Regions from separate parts of the Homo sapiens genome. Here region 2 is linked to region 1. The links are chromatin loops, found by intact Hi-C in ENCODE. Cell type or tissue: natural killer cell. All regions are shown on one strand. Each heading gives the region's core, and the rest is flanking DNA. Links, peaks and the distances in the headings are about the cores only.

Region 1 (9,729 bases), core at 1,039-9,038:
CGAGATGGGCAGATCACGAGGTCAGAAGATTGAGACCATCCTGGCCAAGGCGGTGAAACCCCGTCTCTACTAAAAATACAAAACAAAATTAGCCGGGCGTGGTGGCAGGCGCCTGTAGTCCCAGCTACTCGGGAGGCTGAGGCAGGAGAACGGCGTGAACCCAGGAGGTGGAGCTTGCAGTTAGCCGAGATCGCGCCACTGCACTCCAGCCTGGGTGACAGAGCGAGACTCCGTCTCAAAAGAAAAAAAAAACAACAAACAGAGAGTTTGGTGTAAAGTGGGAAAAGCAAAGAAACCTGCATGGATGGGCTGAAGGGTGTGCTGGGAGAAGAGTGAGAAATACGTCTGGGGAAGAAATTGGAGATGGAGGTTTAATCCCAAGTGATCCCAAAGGGATGTACTGAAGAATTAATGTGTGACTAGGAACAGGGAGGTTATGGAATTGATCGTCAACCCAACAGTGGGCACTCAGTTCCACTAATGAATGAGGACTGTGAGGACAGACAGACTGAGGGGCAGGCAGATGAAGGCGTGGGTTGTACATAAAACAGGTCCACTCGATTGTTGACAAGAAACTGTTTTCAAGTTCCGTTTTGCCATGCATGGAATAGCTTTTCATTAGCTGAATTTAGTGACATATAAAATCATTAAACTAAGGCAGACACCCAGAGTTCCCACATGAAAACCAAATGTAAACCGGCTGTGACCCACTTCAACACCATCATTGGAGATCAGAAGCTGAGCCCTTTTCTGATGTTTAAAACCTGCATAATATTCAGTGTATTATTATTTGTGTATCTATTTCCTTTGTGATGGAAATTTGGTTTGTCCCAATTTTCTATTTTATTAAAACATTGCTACATAGAAAGTCCCCTTGCATATATTTCTCCTAATGGTAGAAATATTTTACATAAAAGACTCTAGAAATGGGATGAGATCCATGGGTTAGGAGAATTTTAAAACAGATAGGTCCTCCCAAATTGCCCTCTTACAAATCATACAAATTCATATGCTTCTAGCAGTTACAGAGAGTGGGTGTTACCCCCCATCCTCACCAACACTGAATGTTACACACGAGAGCTGAGTATCCCTTATCTGAAATGATTGGGACCAGAAGTGATTCCGATTTGGGTTTTTGCAGATTTCAGAATGTTTACATTTTATATGCTTACTGATTGAGAATTCCAAATCCAAAAATTTGAAATCTGAAATGCTCCAGCGAGCACTTCCTTTGGGCATCATTTAGAAGCTGAAAATGTTTTGGGTTTTGGAGCATTTTGGATTTCAGATTTTTGGATTTGGGATGCTAACCTGTATTAAACATCTGTGACAACCTGAAAGACAAAAGCACACCTCAGTGTTTTATTTTGCTTCTTTCTGCTCACAGTTTCCATGAACTTTTTTTTATCTCTGTGCTGGTGCATGCTGTGTGTGAAATGCTACTCACCCACAAACAGGTCCAGCCCAGATGGCAGCTCCGCTGTGAAGTCTTTCCCATTCTCATGGGGAACACTATTTACTTCCTGATATCCAAAAAGAACGGTGCAAATATTCCTCTCAATTGCATTGTGAGGTTTTCCTTTAAAAAATTTTATGTGGAGCCCATTTTCTAATCCTTTATTCCTTATGTCACTGGTTCCTTGTACAGATTAGGTGCAAATATTATTTGATTGGATGACTGAATGATACCACACGTTCCTTCTAGCTCTGGGAATCTGTGTTGCCATGATTCCACTGGCCTGGGACCTGTACATGAGTAGCAGTTTTAAAAAGCAAAGCTCCTATCTTTAAATAAAACCATAAATTCCTTACTCATTACTCACACCTGTATCAGGAACAGGTTTGGATGCAGGGGAAATTCCAAGGATGACGGGTATGGATCGGAAAAGACAGTGATGTCCAAGTACAGGCGGTGCACTCCACAGGTCATCTCGGACAGTCACTGGAAGCTAGGCAAAGTCTGTGGTCTCATGGCCACAAGCCCAATGATTTGACCTCAGAGGGTATCCTGCATTAGAAGCAAGAACGAATCAGAGATTTGAGGAAATAGGAGAGGTCATAATTGTCACCATGCCTGCTTTCTCAACCTAAGGACTGACAAGCATCTAGCCTTGAGCCAAAAAGGCTGCAAATACATGTGTATTTAGTAGTGGGCTGTTGCACTCCAGAGCTGGAACACGGCTTTGTACTTTGATTCTCCAGCCTCCAGGAGACTCATAAATCCTGCACTCCATGATCCAAAATGGTGGGTTTCCTTGAAAAATGTAATTAATATAATTAATTATACATAGATTCAAAAATATTCACTTTGTAGAATAAACAGAACTGACTTATGTTATACAATTTAGAAAGTTGATATTAGGTGGTTTTCACAGTTCCATTAAAATTTTTGATAATTAAGAGCTTTTATTTACTTTCAAAATTTGGTGGTAATCCCCAGTCTTCCTGTGCAAGGAATTACATTTAAGAAAAACAGTATTGCATAAAGGCAAGCAGATGATTTTGAGAGATGAAGATAAAGACAAAGAGATATTAATGTCTCTGAACCTGACCAACACCTGAAAATAATAATAATAATGATAAGGGTACATCTAGTGCTCCAGGGCTTCATTAAAAAAAAAAAACTTTAATCGTCTCAGGAACCTCAAAAATAAGGTAGAATTATAATACTTTTACATAGATTCAAGGGATTTGCTCAAGATCACAATTCTATTCAGTATCAGAGTAAGGACTGGATCCAAGCATCCTGACTCCCAAATCTGTGCTGCTGAGCACTGTGCTATGTATAAATATCACAGATCATAAGAAATAGAAACACCTGACTACAGGAACGCCCTCTGTACTTACACACTTTGGTGAGCATTAGGAAATGGGGCTACTGCAATGAAATTGAGATGAGCTTGGGAGGTCAAAAGGAAGCATTCTGCTACTCCAGTGAAATGAACATTGTGGTTTGCTCATTCTAACGTGGAAAAAAAATTTCTAATGTATCTACCCTTTAATTAACTCTTCCAAAAGAAGAAGCTGGAAGACAGATGCAATTAAAGGCTCAAATGGAATTATTTCTACCTAATGGAAGAGTTGCCCATTTTGTGAAACTGTGCTAGAAGGACCCAAACAATGCTGATGACAATTATCAGGATGATAAGCAACCTGGAAAGATAACGAGTGATGTAAATCATAGACAAGTCATGACAGGCGCCTCCATCGTGCTTCAGTGCTTGCATTCATTCTTGTGCTATTTTATTACTTTTACCAAACAAAACATAGCTCCTTGAAATCACATGAACCTATGCCTAATGAGAATCAGTTAGTAAAATGCCCGTGACTAGTAATCTTCACCTATGCAATTAAACATTCATTCATAAAATAGTTCAAATGTAAGCGAATGTGTTGAATGAAGAGTACATTAATACATTAATTAGAAAAAACATTCTATTAAAAAGAAATTATTTGTATGATAAAAGAGATCACCATTTTTGTACTTTTTCACAAACTTACAGAAAACTAAGTCAGCTTACACAGGTGAATCTTAAAAACCTCTAACCCAGAATGTAAAGTACATCGGCCAAAAATGCTAACCTAACGCATTTCAATACTACAGGACTCATGTAGGTAGAACTAACGGAATAAAATACTGGTAGTCAGTATAATCCTATCTGTGGTTCCTGAGGTCCAGGGAGAATGAGTTTGTCACCTTCCCACCTCCCATGAGCCAGTGTTTTTTCCGTGAATAATAAAAACAGCAGGATTTACTTGCCTGTCCAGAAAAGGTCATCACTTCTGTGTGTTCTCCTGAAACAGGTGGTGGCTGGGTGAAAAGGCGGACAGCATTAGGGCTGGAGATGGAGGCTCCAGAATCTTGGATGAGCTTCTGAAACCTCTGCAACTTCCAGCCACTAAATGGAATGAGCCACGGAAAGCTTTAGCCCAATGCCCAGAACAAGATCAGGGTTTAGTGCATGGCACTGCTCTCCTTGTAGTTCTGTCATCAGCCGCCACACATCCATCAGGAACACACATCCTGAGTTATTCTATTTATAATAAGCACAAACTAAAAGAGAGCGAACTCTAGCACACAAAGTTGTAGTGGCTAGCTTTGGAAAGGAGGAGATAGAAGGACAGTTTTGGGGTGCAGGTAACTTCTAGTTTTTGACCTGACTTGTAGTTCCATGGGTGCTCACTTTGTGATAAGTTACAGAGCTGTGTATTTAGGTTTCATGTGTTTTCTGTATGTAGGTTGTACTTTAGATTTTTAAATGTTTCACAAAATACTATGACAGTATATGGTCTATTGAAAATGTGGAAGGAGAAAGAGAAGACTCTGTGGTCCATTCTGTCACTTGCCAGCCCCTGGCTTCAGGCCCAGATGGCTCTAGGTGTCCTGGGTTGACTGAACTCTTGCAGCAGCCTCTTGGAATGAGCACCTTCCCCCACTCTGTCCCTTGGTAACATGGGCCCATCCTTAATGGCTGCGTTTGATAAACTCATCTGTGTTAGTGTGTGGATGACTCATCTGTTACCTCCTTCATGTGATGTATATAGGGACATCTGGATGGTGCATTCACCTGTCCGAGCAGGTGAGAAATGCATCCCTCATGACAAACATGAATGAAGTTTTGTGAATATATGGTTGAACGTCGAGAGTGTCAGCAAAAGTCAGGTACAATTAGAGACACTTAAAAGGAAGAAAAACAATTTCATTTAAAAATAGGGCCTTAGTTTTTGTATGTGGAAAGAGATAAAATTAACCTAAATGTCTTCTCCTGTCTCTAGCACTCTGATTAGTTTCACTGGACCCAACCACTGGAGCCTCTAATCCGCTTCTCCATCTGCACTTCTCCAAGAGCATTCTAGGCAGAGCCCAGGGGGCCCTCGGCAACCCCCTGTGAGGAGGAGCTCGGTCTCTCTCTCTCTCTCTGACACCTGCTTCTGGACCTTGGTGTGGAAGTCCATGGAGAAGGGGTGCTGCCATTACTGAGGCTGGAGGTCAGAGGCTCATCAGAGAGGCTACCCTGACCTCCTAGTCCTGGGGCCAGCAAAGGGTGCAAGCACTGGCTAGTGGCTGGGTGCTATGACCCATGAGGCATACATAGAAACCAAGTCAGCATTTTGTTGATCTCCCAAGAAAGCTTCAATTTTCTTCGCTATTCATAATAATGGCAGAAAGTTCATTTTAGGAATATTTTCAATAATTATTGTCACCTGATGAGTAAATTAAACTACTACAAACAATCTGATTACAGAGCAGTGAAAGTCAGTTCAGTTCTCCAGCTGTCTCAGGGGGACCAAGAAGTGGCGGTGCATATTTGAATACCTACTCAGGCAGAAATGTCACCAAATGCAGCCAGTGCATCTTATCCAATTCCCATTTACCTCATTCTACCTCAGCCTTCAGTACCCTCTGCCATACTCTATGGACTTCCTCCAGTCCAAGCCACTCACCAAAATGGGACACCCAGACCCAAATGACTTCAAAAATCCAGCAGGGAGGTTGAAAAGCGAGGTGAGCAGAGGAGCAAACACACCAAATATCCCTGCCTCTGACCACTGCACAAGCTCTTCTGTCCCTCTGGTCTTCTGTTTTTACCTCCAGACATAATGGATTTCCAGTTTTTCATGTTTCTCTACACCTTAGAAACATTCCTCAGAATTCATACCCTGAAAGGGATGTCCTCAGTTCATGGCTTGCCTGTGTACAGAATGGGGCTGATCTTCCCTGGCCTCCCTGTGAGAAACATGGGCAGTAGCTTCAGGAACTCCCCCAGGATGCAGGCGGCCTTCATGTGAGACTCCTCCATGCCTCATAGGCAGTGCTGTACAATACCTTGCCAGGAACACACAACATACTCATGAAACCACCAACCACAGGAGATTTTAAAGGTGAGTGTCTCTACCAAGTGTTTACCAATACAGTAAGAAATGATGTCATGGCTGCTGGAAAACAATGGGCTTTGGCATAAAACATGGACTTAACTCCCTGGTCCTCTTAGGTGAGTGTTTCACCTCTAAAGTGTCAGATTTCTCATCACTAAAGCAGACCTAGAGGAAAACCAGAGGCTAATCTTCCTCAGGAGCACAGATGCAATAAACAGAGTAGAAAGTACCAATCCTTAAGTCAATCTGAAGAACCAAAACCAAACCAAAGGAAACAAGGCAATCAATGTATTGTGCCAGATGACATGGCATATAGTGAAACCTTTTCAGTGGTTTTAAAATATTAGGGGAAAAACAAGCTCTGGGAGTGGCTACTGGAGAAATTTTCATGAAAGATGTCATGCTAAAACAAAATATTAAAGAATAGACAACTTTTTTTCCCTCTTGTGTAGGTGGTGGAAATATTCTAGTAAGCTTGTTATGAAGTGCAGGAGCCCGCCTGCCTGATTGAGCTGGAGGGGGTGTTGGGGGATAGCAATCCACAGTGTTGGAGAAAGTGGGCTTGATGCTTATCACAATCAAGGTCAACTTATGAACACTTTAATATGTGACTAGAAAGAACAGGAGAGTCTGTAATGCATTACCACCTCAGGAGTTGGCACTGAGTTCCATGGTTGGATGATGGGTGGATGGACAGACAGATGGACAGGTGGATAAATAAGTAGACTTGACATGAGTCAAGTGTTCTTGGCTTCTGGGAAGAAAATTTTTTAAAGTTTCCATTTTCTACAAATCTAAACAGCTTCCTCTGAAGCTGAATTTAGTAGCATTTAAAAATCATTAAACCAAGACAGAGTTCCTACATATAAACCAAATGCAGGCCAGATATTACCTACATTGCACTACAGCAGAAGCAGGATTGGACCCTGGCTGTCTGACACAAACACCTGTGTTCTTCTGCACTGTGCCATGGGAGACAAAAACATTTCATAAAAAATAGAGACTAGAATATGTATGTGCTACATATTTACACACATTGATGACAATCAGGAATTAAGGCTAACCACATCTGGGCTTTGAGTCATATAAATAGGTTGGGAAAGATGCATTTTACTACCCTATTGAAAGAAACCATTTATTTCTCACTCCAGCAGGGAAAATGTTTTTCAGTATTCACTTATCTGCTCATTGGCTCTTTTACTATAGACCAGGAGATGGATAGCAGGAAAATAGCCCCAATTGGAGGCCCAAGGTCATGAGCAATTGACTCAATGTAATGGAAGAGTGGAGCATTCGGAGATACCTGTACTAATGGGACCCACATGATGTGGGTGAGAACTATTAGGATGAGAAATAACCTGGGAATGCAATTAAATATTCAAATACTAAACAGAACACAGTTGAAATCTCCACTGCACTTTAGTTTTTGAAGTGATTCTTGCAGTCATCATTGCCTTTCCCAAACAAAGCAAGCTACTTGATATCACATGAACCTGTGCCATGAGGAATGATAATCAGTTTGTAAAATGCCAAAAAAAAATTGTTTGCCTATATTAGTCACAATATTTTATCTATGTATTTCAATTTTTATCTAGGTATTTCAATTCAACATGTGTAAATACAGTTCAAATGTCAGAAATTATTATCTAGTACATATTTGTAATATATCAATGAGCAATAACCACCACACTACTTCTCTTAAGAATTATTTGATGAAAAAAGCAGACTCCCATTCTTGGATTTTTCTCAGTTTGCACACATTACTTACTATGACAGCCCCATGTCCACCAGACATGTGCCCAGGAGAAGAACAGGAACTGTAAGCTTTTCTTATTAACCTAGATTTCTAAATGTATTACATATTTATGGTTAGAAATTATTCTAAATATCTGAAAGGGTTTGAAAGGAAGTTTCCCTTCCACTCTGAACTCCCAAACACCAAGTCAGCATTTTTGTTTGCACATCATCCCTGCACTGTATCTGCAAATACAAACAAGCACCAGGAATGCATGCTTCTGCATGATTATATTTATACAAAGTCTTCTGTAGCTCTGCATATATCATTGGTCAATGCATCTTAGCTACCATTCTGCATTTCAAATGTAAATCCATTTCATTATTTAAGAGCTATAAAGTAATCTTGCTATTGAAACCATGCTGCAGTGAACAGCTTTTTCTGCATCGCTCCTGGCACTCATGCATGATTGTATCTGGTGAAGCATTCCTGGAAGTAGGATGGCTAGAAAGTTACACTATCTTTAACCTTGGCAGAACCAAACTGCCTCCTGAAGAGGTCATGTGAGTCAACAACCCCCTGGCCATAATTTTGGCTTTGTGTTTCACTCTAAGTTTAATCCATGTGACATGAGTCCTAAAGGCACTGACAAATGAGTATTGCAGGATAAGGGGCACAGCTGAAATCTTAATTTTACTACTTCACAAAATTTCAATAGTTTAGTTTCCTCTGTTTGTAAATGTTAAAAGGAAGCATTACAGAAAGATTACAATTCAAAATGATTGATATATTAATTTTTTTTAAGAGACAGAATCTTCCTCTGTCACCCAGACTGGAGTGCAGTGGCATGATCTCGGCTCACTGCAACCTCTGCCTCCTGGGTTCAAGAATTCTCATGCCTCAGCCCCCTGGTAGCTGGAACCACAGGCATGTGCCTCCACATCCAGCTAATTTTTATATTTTTCTTTTTTTTTCAGAAAATTATTTTAATAGTTACAAAACTTTTTTTTTTTTAACAGAATCGGTATAAAATAGCAGTTGATTTCTCCATAATTATCAGAATTTATACTTGAGGTCTTGGCTAAGTGGGGCTGAAATCAACAAAAGGTCTTGGACTGTTGGCTGAGAAATCATCCTAGGAAGCCCGCCTGTTGATATCTGTCATGCTTAGCTCTCATGAGATGCGCCAGTCCTAAAAAAAAAAAAAAAAAAAAAAAAAAAAAGAATCTCTCTTTATTCATTCTTTGGAGGCTTGAAATGAATTCAGCAGCATTCATTAAACACCTTCCAGCTCCTGTCATTTACCACTTCTTCAACATTCAGTTCTGACTGCATCCATTTCAACTTTGTCTGCTCTTTTCTAAGTTGCTTTAATAACGTTAAATCGTCCAAATTCTTTTCTCTCTCTTCTCAGAGGTTTTTTACTACTGCTGAAGTCTGGGCTATACAATTTTTTTGGACTCTGTCTCTACTGGCATGAGCTGCCATCAAAGACTCATAAAGTTGTTTACAGGTTTGGCTGGCATCAATTTTCCCTGCAAAGGAAGCTGTTGGAACCACAGTGTTTAATTCATGTACTATTCTGTCATCGATAGGCCTCATCACCTTGAGTAATTCCTGGAACTCGGTGAATTCCTCACAGTTCACACCGCCACTGGGTGCTGCCATATTGGACCTGATTTTTATATTTTTCATACAGATGGGGTTTTGCCATGTTGACCAGGCTGGTCTCAAACTCCTGGCCTCAAGTGATCTGCCTGCGTCAGCCTCCCAAAGTGCTGGGATTACAGGCATGAGCCACTGTGCCCGGTCATATTAATGTTTGTAAATGGAAAATGTGTGCATTGCTCAGGAAAAAGTAAGCTACCACCACTTATCTGTTCGAGATGCCTGATGGTGTGCTGAATTTGATTACGAAAATTAACATAATTAGAATAAGATGAAGTTTCTTTTCTTTGTTACATTTTAAAAATAAAAGGCTATTCAAATGAAAGACTAACCAGAGTAATTCAACTCTTAATGAGAGATAAAACTAAAACTTGACAAGGATTTGGAGAAATGGCTACTCTTATAGGCTGTTAAAGGAGCATAATTTAATGTAACCATTTAGGAAAAAG
Region 2 (9,729 bases), core at 682-8,681, 1.6 Mb after region 1:
AGTCCAGCATTCATGTACAAGCCCTAAAGCACTGAGCCTGAGAGATCCCAGACTCTGCCCATCACCATAAAGTGACCTCCATGGTCACATAACCCAGAGCAGTTATAGGCACATCTTCCTACAGACCAGCATAGTCCTCAGTGTCAAAAGCACAAAGATCCCCGGATGTTTTGGGTCAGCTCACAGGTTCTAAGATGTGGGGGACCATATAGAACAGTTCTGAAGTTATTTTGCTCAGCAGCTGGCCAAAGCTTATAAGGATCAGTGATATATTTCAGTAGATTTAGTAATGTTCACAAGCCCTAAAATGCTCAAAACCTGCCAGCTAAAAATGGTGAAGAGAGACAGATAAGAACACTGCTCCACTCAGTGTGGTTTCCGTTGCCTCGTGGCAACTCTGTTATACATCTGGATTAAGGACCCTCAGCCTCAACCTAACCTTTCCTCCATGAGGAACCGTCTCACTGTTAACTGACTAGTGTAGCCTGCCTGGCCATTAGCCTACGTGAAATAAAGTTTTGCTTTAAAACAAGTGTAAATCTCATACAGCAGATAAGTGCAGTAGCAGCAGCATCTTGCAAGTTGTAAAGAAGATAGCGGCGATGTAGCTGGACTTGAAGCCAGACAGGAGGAATTAGGGAACTCTGTCACTGAATTACAGCACGCAGAGTTGAAAACCATTTGTAGACAATTTCGTGTTACAGTAGGTAGCCTTTAGCTAGTAAGCAAAGGTCTCTGTTTCTCATTTCTTTCCTGTTCATCTTCATTGTTGTCCTTCTTCCAAAACGGCAAACAGCCAAAGCAGAAGGCAATTTCAGTATTAATCTAACTAAGGTTTTGTGTAGTTTACTATCATCCAGGTAAGCAAATATAACTGCCTGCCTGCGTGCCTGCCTGTCCCCAACCCCTGCTCTGCGTTTTCATTTAATAAATATTTTGGTGTTCTACTTACCATGTGCTAGATTTTCTGGAAACCACAAAGAAAATGAGGTAGAGTCTTTATATTGACAGCTGATAAGTTAGATTTAACATAACTGACAAAAATTAAAAATTGCAACTTTTATAAAAATACCTTATATATGTCTGAATACATACTGAATGTAAGGTAGTTGACAAAAATAATTACACCTGCACTTACGGGCAGTTTCTCATGAACTTGTCAATTTCTATTTTTTCTACTTCCTCATTTCAGTAGATGATGCATATCTGAACCTGGAAACCGCTTCCCACTGTAGAGCGTGTCTGAGTCATGTCCCTTAGCTTCAGCAGAGCAGATCCAGCAGGCTCTGAGCTTGACCTCTTTGCCTGAAGCGAGACCTCTAGGTAACGTCTCCAGGGAGGGTGGCACAAAGGATCCTGGATCTCCTGATCACAGCAGCCCAAGAGTGCCGTGTGTGCACCATGGCTCAAGAAGACTTAAAAAGGGGAAAGTATGACTATTTCTAATCTGTAGTATTTCAGTATTTTTAATGTTTCGGTAATCTGTATGAAAAAGAATTTGCAATAAATAGAATAATTTGCCTAAAATTGAATCTATTTCACCAATAAAATTGGCTTTTAATCAAGTGATAAATCCTGTAAAATAGATAATAAATGCAGTACCAACATAGTTTGATTCTAGTACACTGAGATAATCTTGAATACGTTAAGAAAGTCTTGTTTGTATAGAAGAGTTTCAAATCATGTGAGTGATGAAGGGACCCTTCTGTTGAACCTTGGTGTGCATTTTAGGTCCATTTTGGGTTTACTCCTTTGTGCTGCTTCATGATGCCTTAGGACAAGGACAAGGCCTAGGCCTCCTTGTCTCAGTTCCCTCCTGCTCTCTCTGTTGCCCTCCTCCTTCCACCTGGAGCATGGCCCAGCATCAGGTTGGCGCATGCTGTGATCAGCTACCTCCATGTACCACACCAAGCAAAGCTCTCTGGGTGACACAGTTGCCACCACCAGGGCACTGACCCTTACTCTGTGTTCTCCTAGCTCCTCCTGAGGGTGCTGTAGGAGACATCTGCAAAAAAGAAGATGCTGGCAATGTAAGACACTTTTCTTGGTCTTAAACCGAAATGTTACTTTCCTGGCTGCTTTCCTTTCCAGTCAAATATACACATGGGAATCTGACAGGGTGCATTATCTATGATGTCCACAGTTCCCTTGCTGGGTGGTACTGGTTGGCAGCCTCTCACCAACCCACACCTGGCATACTGGGGCCTTGTAGATGGCAGCATTCCCTATCCACTGCAATGCAGAGGACTTTCCCTCAGCAGCAGTTTTCCCCATGGATTAAGAGTTGTGAAAGTGGCTGGGTCCGGTGGCTCACACCTGTATTCCCAGCATTTTGGGAGGCCAAGACAGGCGGATCACCTGAGGTCAGGAGTTCAAAACTAGCCTGACAAACATGATGAAGCCCCGTCTCTACTAAAAATACAAAAGTTAGCTGGGCTTGGTGGCATGTGCCTGTAATCCAGATACTTGGGAGGCTGAAGAAGGAGAATCGCTTGAATCCGGGAGGCGGAGGTTTCAGTGAGCCGAGATCAAGCCACTGCACTCCAGCCTGGACAGCGAGACTCCTTCAAAAAATAAAAATAAAAATAAAAAAGAGTTGTGAAACTGCCCATCTAAATAAACCTTAAAGGTAAATTCTATTGGAAAAGTTCTTGTCTTTTCTGTAGGTGTACTTTGTGCTAGTTTTGGGGGACTTTGACCTTTGACTCTACCACTATACTTACAATTTTCTAAAGTTGCCAAGAGAATAACAGATATGTGTGACATGCGTGGCATCATCTAATCCTCCTAATGTGTTCTATAATTGCAGATGCCATCAACCTCAGAGGGGAGTATTTACCTTGAAATGGCTCACTTCCTGAGGAACAAACTTGCTGGATCTAGTGTACGGAAACCTGATTCTGGGTTCCTTTGGGAAGGAGCATTACGGGCCTGGTGAGAGCAAATGACTTTCCAGTAGAAAGCTATGGCCAGAGAGGCTGCAGGAATATCTGTGAACCCAGAGGAAAGACCAGGGAATCCTGTGTGAGGCAGTGGGGCTTCAGCGGGACTAGGAGTGGGTAGCCTCTCTCAAATGACTTCTCCTGTTGTTTGTGTTTCTCCAGTGTGGGTGCTGGAGAGCATAACTGATGAGGAGGACTCTCCAGCTAGGGAACTGCTTTCCAGGTGGGACTCAGTGGGCAAGGGTTCCCAGGGCCCTTCAGGGTATTCCTGCTGCTTGGGAGGCTGAGGGAGGGGGCATAGAATCAAAAAGAAAAAGGAAATATGTGTAAAGTTTGGTTTGGTCTTTTCCAAGTTTATTGGCGTAGTGGTGAGAACTGTCTCTATGGGCTATGAGGGTGCCGTGTTGTTTAAAGATGATCTTTCCCAAAACACCTTTTCTGCCTCTGCATCTGCCAAACATCACAGCTTCTGCGTTGGATTAGTCAGCACTCCTTGATATTGTGCAAAAGAGGTTTAGGGTTCCCTCAACCTGTGGTGGAGGGAAGGTGAGGGCCACGCCTCTCACAGGCACATGCTTGAACCTGGAGACAAAGTACTCCTAGGGTTTGCCCAGGGCTGTAGGAAACCTTGATGATCATCCTCTGAACTTTTAGGACTTTTAAAAGCACATTCATGTTTCTGTCCTCGCTGTTGACTCCTGGTTTAAAGGGATTGCCCAGGGTGGATGACAGAGCGAATATTCACTCTGGGTTCACTGCTGGAGCTCCAGTGCCCTGGGAGGGGAGAGGAGAAGCCTGACCTTGAGCACAGCTCCAGCCTCCACTCCCCACCCCTATCGCAGGCTCTGGGCTGTGGTTTCATTTTCCCCAGTTCTCTAACTTCTCAGGAAGCCCAGAGTTTCTCCCTAAAGAAAGGTGGCCCTGCACTCTTTCCTCTCCTCCAAAATTAGGCTTCAGTAGTTGTCCTCTAAGTTGATATTTAGACCTTAAAATCTAGACTTCTTGGATCAACAAGAAATACGCAGGAAGTTCCACATGATCTCGTGTGATAGCACGTAACTTAGTGCTACAGGTGACAGTTTTATTTTTGGAGGAGTCTTATTTTACATAGGGAAATAGAAAACTAAGTGGCTTCCCTTGAGGCAGCCCGAGGGCTCCACTGGACCCAGAACTCTGAGTTCTGATGCTGCCTATCATTTGCTTTTCCTCATGAGCTCCTGGACCACCTCATATCACCAGCACCCTCTACCCAAGGTCCTGGAGCCAACACTGGAGTAAAAGAGCACAAGAGAACTCCTTAGAGGTGGAAGGTAAGACAGCCCTGCTTTCTCCCTGAGATTTCTCTGCAAAAAGTGCAGACAAAAGTAAATTGGAACCCCTCAATGGGGTTCCATTGGAATTATCTACAGAGTTTTAGAGTGGGGAAGGATAGCAGAGAACATTTAATTCAACTTTTTCTCTTCCCAGATACAAAAATTGGGGTTATACCTTTAACCCCAATGAAAAAATAGTAGTTTCTTCATCATTACAGATGTCCCTGTTTTTTTGTTTTTTGTTTATTTGTTTGTTTGTTTTTTGTCTTTTGTTTTTGACGGAGTCTCGCTCTGTCACCCAGGCTGGAGTGCAGTGGTGTGATCTCGTCTCAGCTCACTGCAACCTCCACCTCCCAGGTTCAAGCGATTCCCCTGCCTCAGCCTCCCAAGTAGCTGGGACTACAGGCACATGCCAACATGCCCGGCTAATTTTTTATATTTTAGTAGAAATGGGGTTTCAACATGTTGGCCAGGATGGTCTTGATCTTCTGACCTTGAGATCCGCCCACCTCAGCCACCCAAAGTGCTGGGATTACAGGTGTGAGCCACTGCACCCGGCCCCTTACCATCTCTTATTTCTTCCTCTACTTATGCTCTCTGCCCTAAATGGGGTCCTCAGGACCATCCATCAGTGTCTTCATAGAGAATGGAATTTGCACCTTCTCTGTGGGATAATGCATTGCCTCTACACAGTTCATGCATATTCTATGAAAGCAGTATCCAGCCATTAACACATTACTACAGTGTTTACCAATGGCATTCAGTGAGTTTGGACATGATGGACAAGGACAGACTCAGAAGGGACTAATTTCAAGAGGGTACTTTGTCAAGTCAGGCCAAGGGTCCCTGAAGGCAGTGGGGTGAAAGGCAGCAGCCAAAAAGGATGTTTGACATTTTCTCATTTTCCGGTCACAATTTTCAAATAGACCTATGTTGTCACAGGAATTTGCAAAACATCTCAAAATTAAATTTTAACACACGTATAGAAAGCAGGGAAAACACGAATGTACAGCTCAGTGATTCCTCACAAAATGAGCACCCATGCACCCCTAGTCAGGTCAGTATTCCAGACCCACTAGCCACCTTTGGGTCCCTTCTGAAGGTGACTGCTGTGACTTCTAATGCCCTGTTTAGACTTCTCCAGGTTTGCATAATTATGCATAGAAGAAGTCAATATGTATTGCTTGGTGTCTGGCTTCTTTGCTCACGTTGTTTTAGAGATTCAGTCAGGTAGTTAAGCATAACCATAGCCCTTTCGTTTCCTCACCGTATAGTATTCCACTGCGGTCACATGTTGTAATTTATCCACTACTATTGATGGATATGAGGATTTTTTTTATAATTTTGGCTATCACAAATAATGCTGCTTTGAGCATTTTTGTCAATGTTTTTGAATAATACAGGCACCCATTTCTGTTGAGAAGATTGTGAGAAGGGTGCATATCTTTTATTTTCATTAATAACACCAAACTTTTTCCTAAATGGTTACATTAAATTATGCTCCTTTAACAGCCTACGAGAGTAGCCATTTCTCCAAATCCTTGTCAAGTTTTAGTTTTATCTCTCATTAAGAGTTGAATTACTCTGGTTAGTCTTTCATTTGAATAGCCTTTTATTTTTAAAATGTAACAAAGAAAAGAAACTTCATCTTATTCTAATTATGTTAATTTTCGTAATCAAATTCAGCACACCATCAGGCATCTCGAACAGATAAGTGGTGGTAGCTTACTTTTTCCTGAGCAATGCACACATTTTCCATTTACAAACATTAATATGACCGGGCACAGTGGCTCATGCCTGTAATCCCAGCCCTTTGGGAGGCTGACGCAGGCAGATCACTTGAGGCCAGGAGTTTGAGACCAACCTGGTCAACATGGCAAAACCCCATCTGTATGAAAAATATAAAAACTAGGTCCAATATGGCGGCACCCAGTGGCGGTGTGAACTGTGAGGAGTTCGCCGAGTTCCAGGAATTACTCAAGGTGATGAGGCCTATCGATGACAGAATAGTACATGAATTAAACACTACAGTTCCAACGCCTTCCTTTGCAGGGAAAATTGATGCCAGCCAAACCTGTAAACAACTTTATGAGTCTTTGATGGCAGCTCATGCCAGTAGAGACAGAGTCCAAAAAAATTGTATAGCCCAGACTTCAGCAGTAGTAAAAAACCTCTGAGAAGAGAGAGAAAAGAATTTGGATGATTTAACGTTATTAAAGCAACTTAGAAAAGAGCAGACAAAGTTGAAATGGATGCAGTCAGAACTGAATGTTGAAGAAGTGGCAAATGACAGGAGCTGGAAGGTGTTTAATGAACGCTGCCAAATTCACTTCAAGCCGCAAAAGAATGAATAAAAAGTTTTGTTTTTTTTAATTTATTTTTTTATTTTTAGGACTGGCTCATCTCATGAGAGCTAAGCATGACAGATATCAACAGGGCGGGTTTTCTAGGACCATTTCTGAGCCAACAGTCCAAGACGTTTTGTTGATTTCAGCCCCACTTAGCCAAGACCTCAAGTATAAATAATTCTGATAATTATGGAGAAATCAACTGCTATTTTATACTGATTCTGAAAAAAAAAGTTTTGTAACTATTAAAATAATTTTCTGAAAAAAAAAAGAAAAATATAAAAATTAGCTGGATGTGGGGGCACATGCCTGTGGTTCCAGCTACCAGGGGGCTGAGGGATGAGAATTGCTTGAACCCAGGAGGAGGAGGTTGCAGTGAGCCGAGATCATGCCACTGCACTCCAGTCTGGGTGACAGAGCAAGATTCTGTCTCTTAAAAAAAAATTAATATATCAATCATTTTGAATTGTAATCTTTCTGTAATGCTTCCTTTTAACATTTACAAACGGAGGAAACTAAACTATTGAAATTTGTGAAGTAGTAAAATTATGATTTCAGCTGTGCCCCTTATCCTGCAATACTCATTTGTCAGTGCCTTTAGGACTCATGTCACATGGATTAAACTTAGAGTGAAACACAAAGCCAAAATTATGGCCAGGGGGTTGTTGACTCACATGACCTCTTCAGGAGGCAGTTTGGTTCTGCCAAGGTTAAAGATAGTGTAACTTTCTAGCCATCCTACTTCCAGGAATGCTTCACCAGATACAATCATGCATGAGTGCCAGGAGCGATGCAGAAAAAGCTGTTCACTGCAGCATGGTTTCAATAGCAAGATTACTTTATAGCTCTTAAATAATGAAATGGATTTACATTTGAAATGCAGAATGGTAGCTAAGATGCATTGACCAGTGATATATGCAGAGCTACAGAAGACTTTGTTTAAATATAATCATGCAGAAGCATGCGTTCCTGGTGCTTGTCTGTATTTGCAGATACAGTGCAGGGATGATATGCAAACAAAAATGCTAACTTGGTGTTTGGGAGTTCAGAGTGGAAGGGAAACTTCCTTTCAAACCCTTTCAGATATTTAGAATAATTTCTAACCATAAATATGTAATACATTTAGAAATTAAGTTAATAAGAAAAGCTTACAGTTCTGTTCTTCTCCTGGGCACATGTCTGGTGGACATGGGGCTGTCATAGTAAGTAATGTGTGTAAACTGAGAAAAATCCAAGAATGGGAGTCTGCTTTTTTCATCAAATGATTCTTAAGAGTAGTAGTGTGGTGGTTATTGCTCATTGATATATTACAAATATGTACTAGATAATTTCTGACATTTGAACTGTATTTACATGTGTTGAATTGAAATACCTAGATAAAAATTGAAATACGTAGATAAAATATTGTGACTAATGTAGGCAAACAATAGCTTTTTTGGCATTTTACAAACTGATCATCATTCCTCATGGCACAGGTTCATGTGATATCAAGTAGCTTGCTTTGTTTGGGAAAGGCAATGATGACTGCAAGAATCACTTCAAAAACTAAAGCACAATGGAGATTTCAATTGTGTTCTGTTTAATATTTGAATATTTAATTACATTCCCAGGTTATTTCTCATCCTAATAGTTCTCACCCACATCATGTGGGTCCCATTAGTACAGGTATCTCCGAGTGCTCCACTCTTCCATTACATTGAGTCAATTGCTCATGACCTTGGGCCTCCAATTGGGGCTATTTTCGGGCTATCCATCTCCTGGTCTATAGTAAAAAGCCAATGAGCAGATAAGTGAATACTGAAAAACATTTTTCCTGCTGGAGTGAGAAATAAATGGTCTCTTTCAATAGGGTAGTAAAATGCATCTTTCCCAACCTATTTATATGACTCAAAGCCCAGATGTGGTTAGCCTTAATTCCTGATTGTCATCTATGTGTGTAAATACATAGCACATACATATTCTAGTCTCTATTTCTTATGAAATGTTTTTGTCTCCCATGGCACAGTGCAGAAGAACACAGGTGTTTGTGTCAGACAGCCAGGGTCCAATCCTGCTTCTGCTGTAGTGCAATGTAGGTAATATCTGGCCTGCATTTGGTTTATATGTAGGAGCTCTGTCTTGGTTTAATGATTTTTAAATGCTACTAAATTCAGCTACAGAGGAAGCTGTTTAGATTTGTAGAAAATGGAAACTTTAAAAAATTTTCTTCCCAGAAGCCAAGAACACTTGACTCATGTCAAGTCTACTTATTTATCCACCGGTCCATCTGTCTGTCCATCTACCCATCATCCAACCATGGAACTCAGTGCCAACTCCTGAGGTGGTAATGCATTACAGACTCTCCTGTTCTTTCTAGTCACATATTAAAGTGTTCATAAGTTGACCTTGATTGTGATAAGCATCAAGCCCACTTTCTCCAACACTGTGGATTGCTATCCCCCAACACCCCCTCCAGCTCAATCAGGCAGGTGGGCTCCTGCACTTCATAACAAGCTTACTAGAATATTTCCACCACCTACACAAGAGGGAAAAAAAGTTGTCTATTCTTTAATATTTTGTTTTAGCATGACATCTTTCATGAAAATTTCTCCAGTAGCCACTCCCAGAGCTTGTTTTTCCCCTAATATTTTAAAACCACTGAAAAGGTTTCACAATATGCCATGTCATCTTGCACAATACATTGATTGCCTTGTTTTCTTTGGTTTGGTTTTGATTCTTCAAATTGACTTAAGGATCAGTACTTTCTACTCTGTTTATTGCGTCTGTGCTCCTGAGGAAGATTAACCTCTGGTTTTCCTCTAGGATTGCAAGAGACAACCCTGCTTTAGAGATGAGAAATCTGACACTCTAGAGGTGAAACACTCATCTAAGAGGACCAGGGAGTTAAGTCCATGTTTTATGCCAAAGCCCATTGTTTTCCAGCAGCCATGACATCATTTCTTACTGTAATGGTAAACACTTGGTAGAGACACTCACCTTTAAAATCTCCTGTGGTTGGTGGTTTCATGAGTATGTTGTGTGTTCCTGGCAAGGTATTGTACAGCACTGCCTATGAGACATGGAGGAGTTGCACATGAAGGCCGCCTGCATCCTTGGGGGGAGTTCCTGAAGCTGCTTCCCATGTTT

The links. A loop is a pair of places that touch in the nucleus more often than their neighbours do. Peaks named below come from ENCODE experiments on the same cell type or tissue, not always from the same donor. Only the 100,000 strongest peaks of a DNase experiment are listed, where the experiment ranks them.
Region 2: it touches region 1 in a loop (25-fold over the local background); 5 of 110 quality-filtered maps call a loop at or near these places.

What each region holds. Positions count from the first base shown.
Region 1 is chr18:12,210,927-12,220,655 of GRCh38, reverse strand. C18orf61 (a long non-coding RNA gene) reads right to left here. Exons shown (of 5, transcript NR_049896.1): 4 at 1,824-2,008. It also overlaps the pseudogene MIX23P3. Among named protein-coding and RNA genes, the nearest start is that of C18orf61, 15 kb to the right of the region's middle. In natural killer cell, for the core only: no CTCF peak of the experiment used is centred there; no DNase peak of the experiment used is centred there.
Region 2 is chr18:10,620,752-10,630,480 of GRCh38, reverse strand. It overlaps LINC01887 (long intergenic non-protein coding RNA 1887), which reads left to right and starts at 4,061. Exons shown (of 3, transcript NR_146509.1): 1 at 4,061-4,252. It also overlaps the pseudogene MIX23P1. In natural killer cell, for the core only: no CTCF peak of the experiment used is centred there; no DNase peak of the experiment used is centred there.